2 separate regions of the Mus musculus genome follow, and region 1 is linked to region 2. Evidence: chromatin contacts called from ENCODE Hi-C or POLR2A ChIA-PET data. All regions are on one chromosome and are shown on one strand. The core of a region is the stretch at or near the end of the contact, and the rest is flanking DNA. Distances in the headings are between cores, read along the strand shown.

The links. Hi-C counts contacts between places; a loop is a spot of excess contacts on that map. ChIA-PET counts read pairs that join two places held with the same protein, here RNA polymerase II (POLR2A).
Region 1: a loop to region 2 is called in a map of T-helper 17 cell, with 1.9 times the contacts of the local background. The contact joins the promoter of Hmg20b here to the enhancer-like site in region 2. A Hi-C loop is called at or near these places in 10 of 37 maps with a recorded cell type or tissue (CH12.LX, T-helper 17 cell, adrenal gland and 6 more). POLR2A ChIA-PET finds 5 or more read pairs at or near these places in 4 of 5 experiments (Patski and embryonic stem cell).

Annotation. Positions count from the first base shown.
Region 1 is chr10:81,347,080-81,352,568 of GRCm38, forward strand. It overlaps Hmg20b (high mobility group 20B), which reads right to left and starts at 3,348. Exons shown (of 9, transcript NM_010440.3): 1 at 3,055-3,348; 2 at 2,301-2,409; 3 at 1,807-2,010; 4 at 1,417-1,537; 5 at 907-953; 6 at 357-429. The coding sequence starts at 3,092.
Region 2 is chr10:81,296,536-81,301,856 of GRCm38, forward strand. The region is part of intron 1 of Pip5k1c (phosphatidylinositol-4-phosphate 5-kinase, type 1 gamma); the gene reads left to right. Gm16315 (a long non-coding RNA gene) reads right to left here. Exons shown (of 2, transcript XR_001779824.2): 2 at 5,166-5,321. Among named protein-coding and RNA genes, the nearest start is that of Gm16315, 5.0 kb to the right of the region's middle. Within about 2 kb of position 3,741, at least 1 of the 3 ENCODE cell types and tissues checked has a DNase peak (open chromatin) inside an H3K27ac peak, as active enhancers do; it is heart, where a contact is called at or near this core.

The DNA.
Region 1 (5,489 bases), core at 2,098-4,597, 50 kb after region 2:
TGAGCTGCCTCCCCGTCATACTGGTCCCGGAGTGCTATAGACCCATTTCATCTCTGGCCTCAACCCGACCCATCTCCCTCCATTCCTGACCTTACCCCTGATCTCATCTCCCTTCAGCCCTGATCCTATCCGCCCTCAATCCTAGACCCCAGCCCGACCCTTTTCTCCCTCCATTCCTAACCGCACCGTACCCCCACCGTCTCCAGTCTGGCCCCATCTTCCCTCTATTGCCCATTCCATCCCTGACCCCATCCCTCCTCCATCACGGCCCCCTGGAACTTCAGTCCTGACTCCAGCCCTCATTCTCATTTCCACTCATCCTGCAACCAGGACATAAGCACCTGCTAAAATCTCACCTTTGTTTTGGTCCAGAAACTCTTCCGTGAAGATGGGCACATCAAAGGTGGAAAAGCCATCGCAGTCCACACCCTGGGACATGGCAATGAGTTCGGTGGGGACCCACATCTCTGGAGCTTGGGTCGCCTGGAGCCCCAGACTGCTTTTATTTCCTTTGTATTGTGTGTCTCCCATGTGCATGCATTATCCACAGAGGCCAGAGGAGGTTAGCAGATGCCCCAGAACTGGAGTTAGAGGTGTCTGTGCTCACACCCAAGGGGGTGCAGGAGCAGTGAGTGTTCTTAACTCTGAGTGGCGCTGGAGTCCCCAGCTTCCTGCATGCCAGGTCAGCACTCTATACATGAGGCCCTCTCATGGTGGGGTGGGTGGGTGGTGGTGGGGGTAGAGCCCTTGGTTCTGTGCATTCTGGGCAATGACTTCACCACTAAGCTATGCCCCACCACAGAGTCACTGTGTCTCCACAGTGGTCTTGCTTTTATCTATGGAACACACTAGCTTTGGGGGTAGGTATCTTCTCTCTTAAGTACTTCTGGACTGAGAGGCCCTTACCTTGTGCCCATTCAGGAGGGTGTTCATGAGCCCAGAACTGGAGTCCTCTAGTGGGGAGGGAGGAAGGCAGGTCAGCCAGCACCCTCCCAGTCCAGAGGCCCCACCTGGACGGCCCCACATAAACCTTTATGCTTATGAGGGGAGTTTGGGCCCATTCACCTTTCCTTTTATTGTTGTTGGGTTTTTGTTTGTTTGTTTGTTTGTTTGGTTTTGGTTTTATGAGACAGGGTTTCTCTGTGTAGCCCTGGCTGTCCTGGAACTCACTCTGTAGACCAGGCTGGCCTCGAACTCAGAAATCCGCCTGCCTCTGCCTCCCGAGTGCTAGGATTAAAGGCGTGTGCCACCACGCCCGGCTTTTGTTTGTTTTTGAGACAGGGTTTCTCTGGGTAGCCCTGGCTGTCCTGGAACTCACTTTACAGACCAGACTGGTCTCAAAAGCAGAGATCCACCTGCCTCTGTCTCCCAAGTGCTGGAGTAAAGGTGTGCACCACTACTGCCTGGCTCACTCACCTTTTTTAATTTTGTTTTCTTGAATCTTCTCAGTGCAGACCTTGTAGGCCTCTGACTGCTGGTATGCCCACAGCTCCTTCAAGTACTGCTGTTTCTCCTTCTCTGCCTCATCCAGGTACCGCTAGGAGGGGGGCAGCATCCTCAAACTAGGGCCAGCCCAAACGAAGGTAGGCACACAGATGTGGCCAGAGCCAGGCCCCCAACTCCCCTCATACTGATGTATTCGTAACCCCTCCCTTGCCTCCCTTCCTCCCTCCAACCCACAGAGAGAGGGTCCCTTCTCCAGGACTACTGGACGTTCTCCACCTTGTTCTTTGGGCCTGGGTCTCTCACCGATGGGGCTTGCCCAGGGATCCTCCTGTTTCTGCCACCCCTTTCTCTGGTCTCTACCTGCTTCTCTGCCGGCTGCAGCTTGCTCCACTCGGCGCCCAACATCTTCGTGATCTCCGGGAATGGAAGGTCCGGGTGGCGGGTGCGAATCTGTTCCCGCCTCTCATTCAGGAAGCGAACATAGCCAGTGACGGGGGCCTTGGGCCCATTTGGGAGAATCTTCTTTCTTTTTTTGCCTTTGGGCCAGCCTCGCTTCTTCACTGGCTGCAGGAGGAGGCTGTGTCCTTGGGAGGGGCTCTGGGAAGTGTGGGTGGGGGTCTGGGGCATATGGGCGGGGCCTAGTCTAGTGGTAGGTCGGCAGATCAAGGGTCAGAACTCTAGAGAACCTACGGGTCCTGCACCAAGACAGCCTCCTAGGGGTGGGGCTGAAGCCACTGACAGGCTAGGCTGGGGTGTGGCCTCTTGCTAGGCAGTGGGAGGATCTTATAGTCTGGATTTGTGAGGTATGTGTTGCTGAGCCAGCGGCCGGCCAGGCTTTTCAGATGGGGACTCACCTCCTCCTCCTGGGGCCCCTTCTCTCCAGCTCGGGAACCCTCGCTGCGCTCCTGCTTGACAGCCACTACAAAGGCCCCGTGCTGGCCCGGAGTCTTGCCTCCCGCAGGTCTTGGGGACAATGGAAACCAGCGTCATCCATCAGTGCCAAAATCATTCCCCCATACCTACCCATCCCCTTCTTGTCATTGGAGATCACAGAAGTATGTGGGAGCACGCATGAGCCTGGAAAAAGGGGGTGGGGACCCAGAGTTTGAGGATCCAAGGATCACAGTAGGCCACTGGCGGGGTGGGGACGGAGGACGAGGTGAGTTGGTCCTGGGGCCTGGGAGGAAGATGAGATAGTGAGGAAGGCCATAGGGTGTCTTGGCAGTTCTACAGGGAGTACAGAAATCCCCGAAGGGTGACAGGACATGGTCAGAAGTTCCTGTAGTGGGGATAAGGTAGGTAGGGTATAGGGACAGGACAGGATCAGGGGTTCCCAAAACAGAGGTACACAGAGGTACCTGAGGATGAGACAGGGTATGTCCAGAGATCCCAGCGTGGACATGGTGTGTTTAGGGGTACCCGAGGGTGGATATAGGGAATGTTTAAGAGTTCCCAAGGATGCAGGACAGGACATGTCCAGGAGTACCCGGGGTGGAGACAGGGCATGACCCCTGGTACTCGAGATGGACACAAGGCATTTCCAGGGGTACCCGACGATGGGGACAGGGCTTATCCAGGGTCGGGACAGGCTGGGGGAGGCGCACTCACGCGGTGGCTGCGCCTGGCTGCCGGGGACCGTGGGACATGGCCACTCCGGGCGGGATCTGGAACAGAAGCCGGCAAAGGTCAGGGGGTCCTGCCTGCCACCTCGATGGGAACCGCAGGGCGATCCCCGGGGGGCCCGGACCGGGGAGGCGGATCCCGGGGCGGGGAGGTCCTCGGGCAGGAGGCCCCGCGATCCTTTGTTGCGAGATCGAGTCCCGGAGGCCGCGCCCCGCAGCCCCCGCCCCGCGCAGGCCCGGACTTCCCGGCTCTTTTCACCTCTGAAAAAACTTTCCCGGGACCTGAGACGCGGCGACGGTCCAACCAAGCGCCCGCGCCCGCTCCGCCCTCATGCTAATGAACCCAAGGATAGCGCTCTAATTGGCTGAGGCCTCCATGAGAGGTGGGGTCATGCAGATTAGTCTCGGCGCGCCGGGCGGTGGTTGGCTGAAGATCTGCGGAGCCGCGTGGGAGGTGCGTCGGCAGGTTGCGGGCGGGTGCGTCAAGTTCGGCTGCGCTCCGGCGCGCTCGGGACCAATCGGAGGCGACTGGCGGCGTGCTGTGGGGCGGAGCTCCTTAAAGGGCCAGTAGTCCCCATTCTGACCGGTGAGCTAGGGTGTGGAGATGGGGACCGGGGATATTCGGCAGAAGAGGCGTTTTTAGTAGGCTTCTAAGGAAGGAGTTAGGTTCCAAAGAGGCACCCCCCGCCCCTGCAGTACGGCCAGGTGTAGTTTTTCTTACTACGTTGAAAAAAAATGGGTCTGGTGAGATTGCACAGCACTTGAAGGTGCTCGCCACCTAGTGGACGACTTGCATTCGGAACCCACAAAGTGGAATGTGAGAATGGTTTTCCAGCAAGTTGTCCTCTGAACTCCACTGTGTGCTGTGCCATGTGCATCACACACAGACCTAAATCAATAAATGAACGTATGCTTTATAAACGGAGGACTGGGGAAATGACCACCAGGCACTGATTTCCCTTCCCGTGGAACCTTGATTTTACTCTCTGACCAAGGGGTACATTGAACCATAGGAGGAGTAACAGGCTGGGAGGCTGACACCTAGATCTGAGATAGAAGCTGGGCTAAGAGCATTTTCATTAAAAAAAAAAAAAAATCATTTTGAAGGTCAGTGCGGACTGACTCAGCAAGCCAAGGGGTTTACAGAGAAACCCAACAACTTGAATTTGATCCGCATTATCCAAATGGAAGAGACAGCACCACACATCTAGGTTGCCAAATGTGATTTTACTCCAGTCTTCTGTAACATCCCACAGTAAAAGAGAAACTGAGAGTTGGTTCTATGGTTAGGAGTGCCTGTTTCTTTTGCAGAGAACCTGGGTTCGATCCCCAGCACCCATTTGTCTGCTAAAAAGTATCTGTAACTGTCCCAGGAGACCTCTTTTTACCCTTTTGAGCATTAGGCAAGCAAACAGGCTTACATGCAGGGAAAATGCTCATAAACGTGAAATAATAGGTGTCAGATCTTGTTACAGATGATTGTGAACCACCATGTGGTTGCTGGGATTTGAACTCCGGACCTTTGGAAGAGCAGTCAGGTGCTCTTACCTACTGAGCCATCTCACCAGCCCAAATAAATCTTTTTAAAAACAAATGATTGAAGATATTGCTCAGTGGTTTAAATAAAACCTGCTGCTCTTCCAGTTCGATTCCTGGTAGCCACACTAAGGGCTGGGAGTGTGGTCAGAGTGGAGCCCCGCCCATAATTCCCCTGGAGGGGTTGGGGCAGGGTTAGGGTGTTTCCATCCCATCATGCACTGCGGTCGTGGGCTCAGTCCTCCCGTGCTGTTTGTAAACTGAAACTCTGTGATGGGGTAATGTTGGCCAGGTGACGCATTGTAATGATAGCATGTGTTTATGGGACCACACACATGCTTACACATGCAGCATGTGCTTATGTCTATCTTAATGGCAGGTGCAAGTGACGCCCCCCAAACTCAACAGGCTGGGGGATTCTGAGCCGCTCCTCTCAAGCAGGTGACAGTTCAGATAGAGCTTCTTAGATAAGGTTAGGCTTGATCAAACTTGGGCTTCCTGTTACAACAGAGATAGAAGAGCATTTGGGTAAAACAATGACAGGCGGCTGTGGGGACCCAGGCACAGGTCAAAGGTTTCTACAGGTGGTCCAGGAAGGGAGCAGCCTGACAGTTACCCTGAACAGAGTCTCAGCCTTCATCACTGGCTGTGAGCTTGGTGTGGGCTCACCTGCCTTTAATGCTACCACTAGGGAGACAGAAGCAGGGGATCTCTGTAAGTTCCAGTCCCCTGTGCTACATAGTGAAAGCCTCTCAGAGACAATTAAAAATAAATAAATAAATAAATAAGAAAGAAGCTGGGAGGTGATGGCACACGCCATTAGTCCCAGCCCTCCAGAGGAAAAGGCAGGTGAATCTCCGCGAGGTCAAGGCCAGCCTGCTCTAC
Region 2 (5,321 bases), core at 2,491-4,990:
AGGTGAAGACCCTGCCACAGGATTATGCCGAGCTGGGAATGAGCTCAGAGCCATTGCGAAGCTGTAGCATCGCAGGCTAGCCATGCAGAGCTGAGCAGACCCTTCCCTGTCACAGGCCTTCGGGGTTCCTGACTCCCAACAATGGCAGTGGCTCCCCAGCCTACAGTGGCTGCACCAGGTAGAGACGCACATGTGCACTGAGCAAGCTTGGACTGAGTCGCTAGCCCTCTGAGGGTGCTGGAGTCCAGGGGGCTCACCATATCCGGGTCGACCCTGGTCAGAGATCTGATAGAGGCTGAGCCTCCTGGGATGAGGGGACCGGTGGGCTCAGTGGGCAGGCTGGGTTGCAGGAGCTCAGCTGCGGCCACCACAGCTGATTCTGTGAACTGGTTTTTGTTTGTTTTGGAAATTTTTTGCCACTGTGGCCCTTTCACCATCGCCTGCTCCCGTTTGAGCTCCCTGGTCATTTTTCTTACTCACCTTGGATGCAGCTGCCTTTGGTCCTATGCTAAACACAACTTGGGCCTCATGTTCTGGAAACTATCTTTTCTGTTTCTAGTTGTGCAGTCTTTTGTTGGTTTGTAGGAGCTCTTTGTATATTGTAGACCCTTCCCTTTCACCTGTGACACCCCTTGCGTCACACTGCTCTTCTGGCAACTACTAATCATCAGCAAATTTTAGTTCTTCTGTTGTCAAGAGTGTCCATCTGACTGTTAACAGCTTCCTGGTTTGACATCATAGTCAGAAATTCTCCAGTTTCTTAATCTTCTGTGTCCCCACCTTTTATTTTTGTTATTGCCTTATGTAGCCCAGCTGGCCTCAAACTCACTGTTTAGCATAGATCTGAAACTACCAGTTCTCTTTCCTTCATCTCCTGAGTGCTGGGGTACCTGTCACCAGCTGTGTGCCCGGGTCACGTGACGTGACGTTTAGGATGGTGCTCAGATCCTGGTTGCATGCTGGGAGAGTACCCTGTCCACTCAGCCTCAGCCCATCCCGCCTTTTTGCCTGTTGTTTTCTGAGCTGGGGGTTGGGAGTTTCTCGTAGCCAGGCTGGGGACACAAGAAAACTAACCAGGAATTCTGTGCAGTAGGCAATGTGCTTTTGGGGGTCACAACCTCTGGGTCATGTGTCCTGGTGGGGCACAGTGGGGCCCTCTGCCTGAGACTTCGGTGGGGTCGCCTTGCCTGACGTTCAGCTCTTTGGGACAGACTCTGGAGCCTTCTCCTCTCTTACCACTGGCACTGAACAGTGTCTGGCTACTTGAGGACCTGTAGGACTGTGGGTGGCCTGATGGCCCGGCCCGGCCTGGCCTGGCTTCCTGTTTACCTCCCAGAGCTGACCGACAGGGAAGCACAGGGTTTGTCTTGTGTGATGGGTAGGAGGGACAGTCACCCTGGAAAACAAGGGCAGTGGGGTCGTACCCCACCCCTCCGCCCTGCCAGACTCCTGCACTGCTGGCCTCCAGCAGCTCCTGAGGGCCTGCAGTGTGTATGGCTGCCCCCACCTCTCTCAACCGCCACCACCTCGTGACTTCCTTTCCTCTCTAGTTCCAAAGAGGTGACGAGTGTTCCCGGGACAGTGACGGGCTGAGGGGAGGAAGTGCTGCCCTGCCCAGCCCTGCACAGAGCCCAGGCCTGCCCAGTCAGGCGGCTCCAAATGGTTGTCTCTGGGTGCTTCCAGGTCACCCACCTGCCGCATTAAAGCTGTTGGAGATGTGTGAGAGAGGCTGCTGGCTTTATTCAGCCTCTCTGAAGTCTAGGTGGAGTTCACACCCACAGCTGCAGCACTCAGGTGTGGAGTCGAAGCTTGTGTTGCACTCAGTCATCACCCCGCCATCCGTCTGTCTGTCCATCAGTCGGCACTACAGCCAACTCTGCATGTTTCAAGGCATGAGCTGCAGTCCCTCCTCTCCTCTGCCTTTATGTGGGCTCTGGGCACTGGGCGTGGGTTCTCAGGCCTTTGCACCTTCCCCCGCTGGCCTCAGTGGCACTGTATCAAAACCGCATAGTCTCATTCCAGAACCTTCCAACACCCCACCCATTTCTCAGCACCTCCTGGCACACACGAGTCCACTCCCTGTCTGGGAGCCCACAGGATGTGGCCTTTGTGTCATGGTCCCTCACCGAGTCCCATGTCCTTCGTGTCCCTCCACAGTTTGGGCTTGTAAGAGCCTCACTCCTGTTCATGGCTGAGTAATACTCCAAATGGGGACAAGACGCCCTGGTGTGCTGTTCCTCCGTGGACAGATGTCCATGTTTCCTTGTGTTGGTTGCTTTCGGAAAGTCCCACAGGGACTGTGCACAGAATTTGGGTGGATTGGGCTTTTCACTTCCCCTGGTGACTGCCTGAGGGTGGACTCGCTGAGTCACAGAGAAACCGTGTGTCTGACTGGGGACAAGCCAGGCTCGCCCACAGCCACCAGTACTTCTCCTTCCCTGCCGGCTGCAGGTGGCTTCCTGTGACTAGCTTCACTGACTTTAGTGGCTGTTTTTAGTCCTTAATGTTACGTATATGTCTGTCTTATGGATGTGTGGGTGGTGCCCTGAGGGTGGTAAGGTCAGTGGTCACCTTGCCAGAATCACTTTTCTCTTTCTACCATGTGGTCCTCAGGTTTGAACGCAGACCATCCAGCTTGGTAGCAAGCACCTTCACCCACTGAGCCCTTTCTCTGGCTCATGTGGCCTCTCTTCTGAGCACAGGCACAGTAGGCATAAGGAAGGCATAGTTACCGTGGTGCCAGTATGTGGTGTGCCAGATCCCCTGGAACCAAAGATACAGGTGGTTGCTAGCCATCGTGTGGATGTTAGACATTGAACCCAGGCCCCTCTGAAAGAGCAGCCAGTGCTTTAACTATCTAGCCATCTCCCCAGCCCATCACTGTGACTGTCCACTGTCTTTATGTCTTAGACAGGGTATCCCTGCATAGCTCAGGCAGGCCTCAAACTCCCAATCCTCCTGTCTCAGACTCCTGAGAGCGAGGATGACAGAGGAGGGCTGCCGGGAGCAGGGAGTCCAGGAGTTGTGTGTGTTGCATGAGCTGTGCCTCTAAATGACCTCAAAGTCAGCGTTTTGTATGGGCAGGGCCATCCCCTCTGAGTGTCCCTGAGGGGAACCAGTGATGCCAGTGAGGGGTGGCCCTGACTTCTGCCATGTTCATGCTGGACTGAGGTTTAGAGGATAGGTGGGCAGAGTGAACAGTCACAGGAGAAAGGGACTGGACAGGAAGGAAGGGCCATGTTGGTCTGTTGTCCCTGAGCCCTAAGTGATAGCAGCCGCCAGCACAGAAGTGTTGGCTGCCAGAGCCAGGAATGGAACCAGCTGTGCAAAGGTACTGTGAGCAGACATGCTGGCTTGGGCCATGAAGGGGCAGCATGCGTGGCCCAGGCACCTGGGACGGCCCAGTCATATGTAGGCTCTGCCTAGGCCAGAACGGAACACCCTGGTGGAAGGAGTTATCAGAAATGCAAGGACCTCTGGGGAATGGGTGATTTGGACTGGGAGCCTCCGCACCCCAGGCAGCATTGGACCTTGGTCCTGTTTCTCCCACAGTCCATCCCATGATCCAGGCTGTGGTCTGGCTTCCAGGCCTCTCAGCACTCAGCGCTCCACCCACCACTGACACAGGTTTTCTTGAGAACATTAACTGAGGTTCTGGGGGCAGGCATCTGTGCAGGCCGGGTGGGTGAGACCCTGTTTCAACACCCTCCTGTTGCCCACACACCACAGGAGGCGCCGTCTTCCTCTGTAGCCCAGGCTGGCCTGAACCTCGTCAGCCCTGCCTCGTCATCTCGGGTGCTGGGATGGCGGTTGTGAGGCACCATGCCTGAGTTCTTCATTTCTGCCTTTCTGAGCTGTTGGGTCAGCTCTGGTGCATTGGGACAACACTCTGGGGCCATGGAGTCCAAGGGTCCAGTGCTGGCCTGCTATCCCTGGCGTGCGATAAAGATTAACCCACAGAGAGCGGGAGCTGTTGCTCTTCCAGGACTTGGCAGATTCTTTCTGTGGCCTGTCCCATTGTGTCCCAGAGTGCCGACTTCAGCAGCTGCTAGGATCCAGTTTTTTGCAAGTGCATGACAGAGTGCGCACAGCCATGTGGCATCCTGCTTACCAGGGCAAGGTGGTCATCTACGGGCACCCCGCAGCTGCCTTAGGAGACACTATGTCGCTGAGGGTGGCCCTTCTTAATTGTATGGCATAGATTGTCTCCTGGTTCCACTACCTATACTTCCCTGTGCAGGGATGACCAGCCTGCCACAGCCCAGCATTGCTGTTGGTGTTGCTGCAGTGATGCTGTGTAGCCTTCGTGACCTCTGCCTCCTCTTGTCCTCCTGGGTTCTGGGATGATGGATATACACAACCAGGGCTGACCCCTTCCCTTACTTGAGATAGTCTTTCTCTTCCCCTTCCTCCTCTGCCCCTTCCTTCTTCCTCCACGTCCTCCTCCATCTCCATCTCCTCCCCCTCTTCCTCCTCCTCCTCCCCCCCCCCTCCATCTCGGCCTCCAAGTCTTACTCTGTCTCCTCCATCTCTTGTACTTTCTTTCTCTTTCTGCAGTTCTGAAGAGGCCAGGGTGCGGTGCGTGCCCTGCAGTGTCTCTGGAATGCATAGTATCCAGTCCCTCAGCAGTTTGTTTCCGGTGCAAGGTTTCAGAGGCCCACGTAGGTCAGGTTGTTCTTGACATGGGACTAGATCACTCAGACGACCCTAAAGTCCCTTAAATTGGCTATAGCAGAAAGATCAGTAAACCACACAAATCTGCTGCATGCCCACAGGTGTCCCCAGCTCCGCAGTGGTTCCAGGGTGACAGACTCAGGAGCATGGTGATGTGGCCGGCCGCCTTCTGGACCTGTTTGTTGTTGTTCAGGAAGCTGAGTTTTCTCTCTCGAGCTTGGAGAGAGCCCCTGGCCTGTCCCCTCACACACTGCAGAGGTGGGGGCGGGGTCCAAATGGGGACCTGCTGCTGGGGCCATCACCTGCTGGGTCTGCAGGCTGTGAGCAGATGGAAGGGGAAGTTGGTAGGTGTCTTCGAAACTTGGACACAGTACCCTGATCCTGGCCACTCAGAGGCCAGGGACCAAGCTCTGTGACAGATGGAGTCTGCAGGTCCCATGAGGCCTGCGCTAATAGTGATGTGTTTACCTTTGTGGACACTTACGTCTACATTTTGATTTTGGGATCTCGAGCTATAATTGGTAGACTGTAGGGATCACTTGTTTAAGATATACACACCTGTGTGATCTTCAGATTATACAGCCAGGTAATCTACATAGTTCCAGAACATCACATCCCTCAGAGAAGGCCTTCTGTGTTTAAGGCAT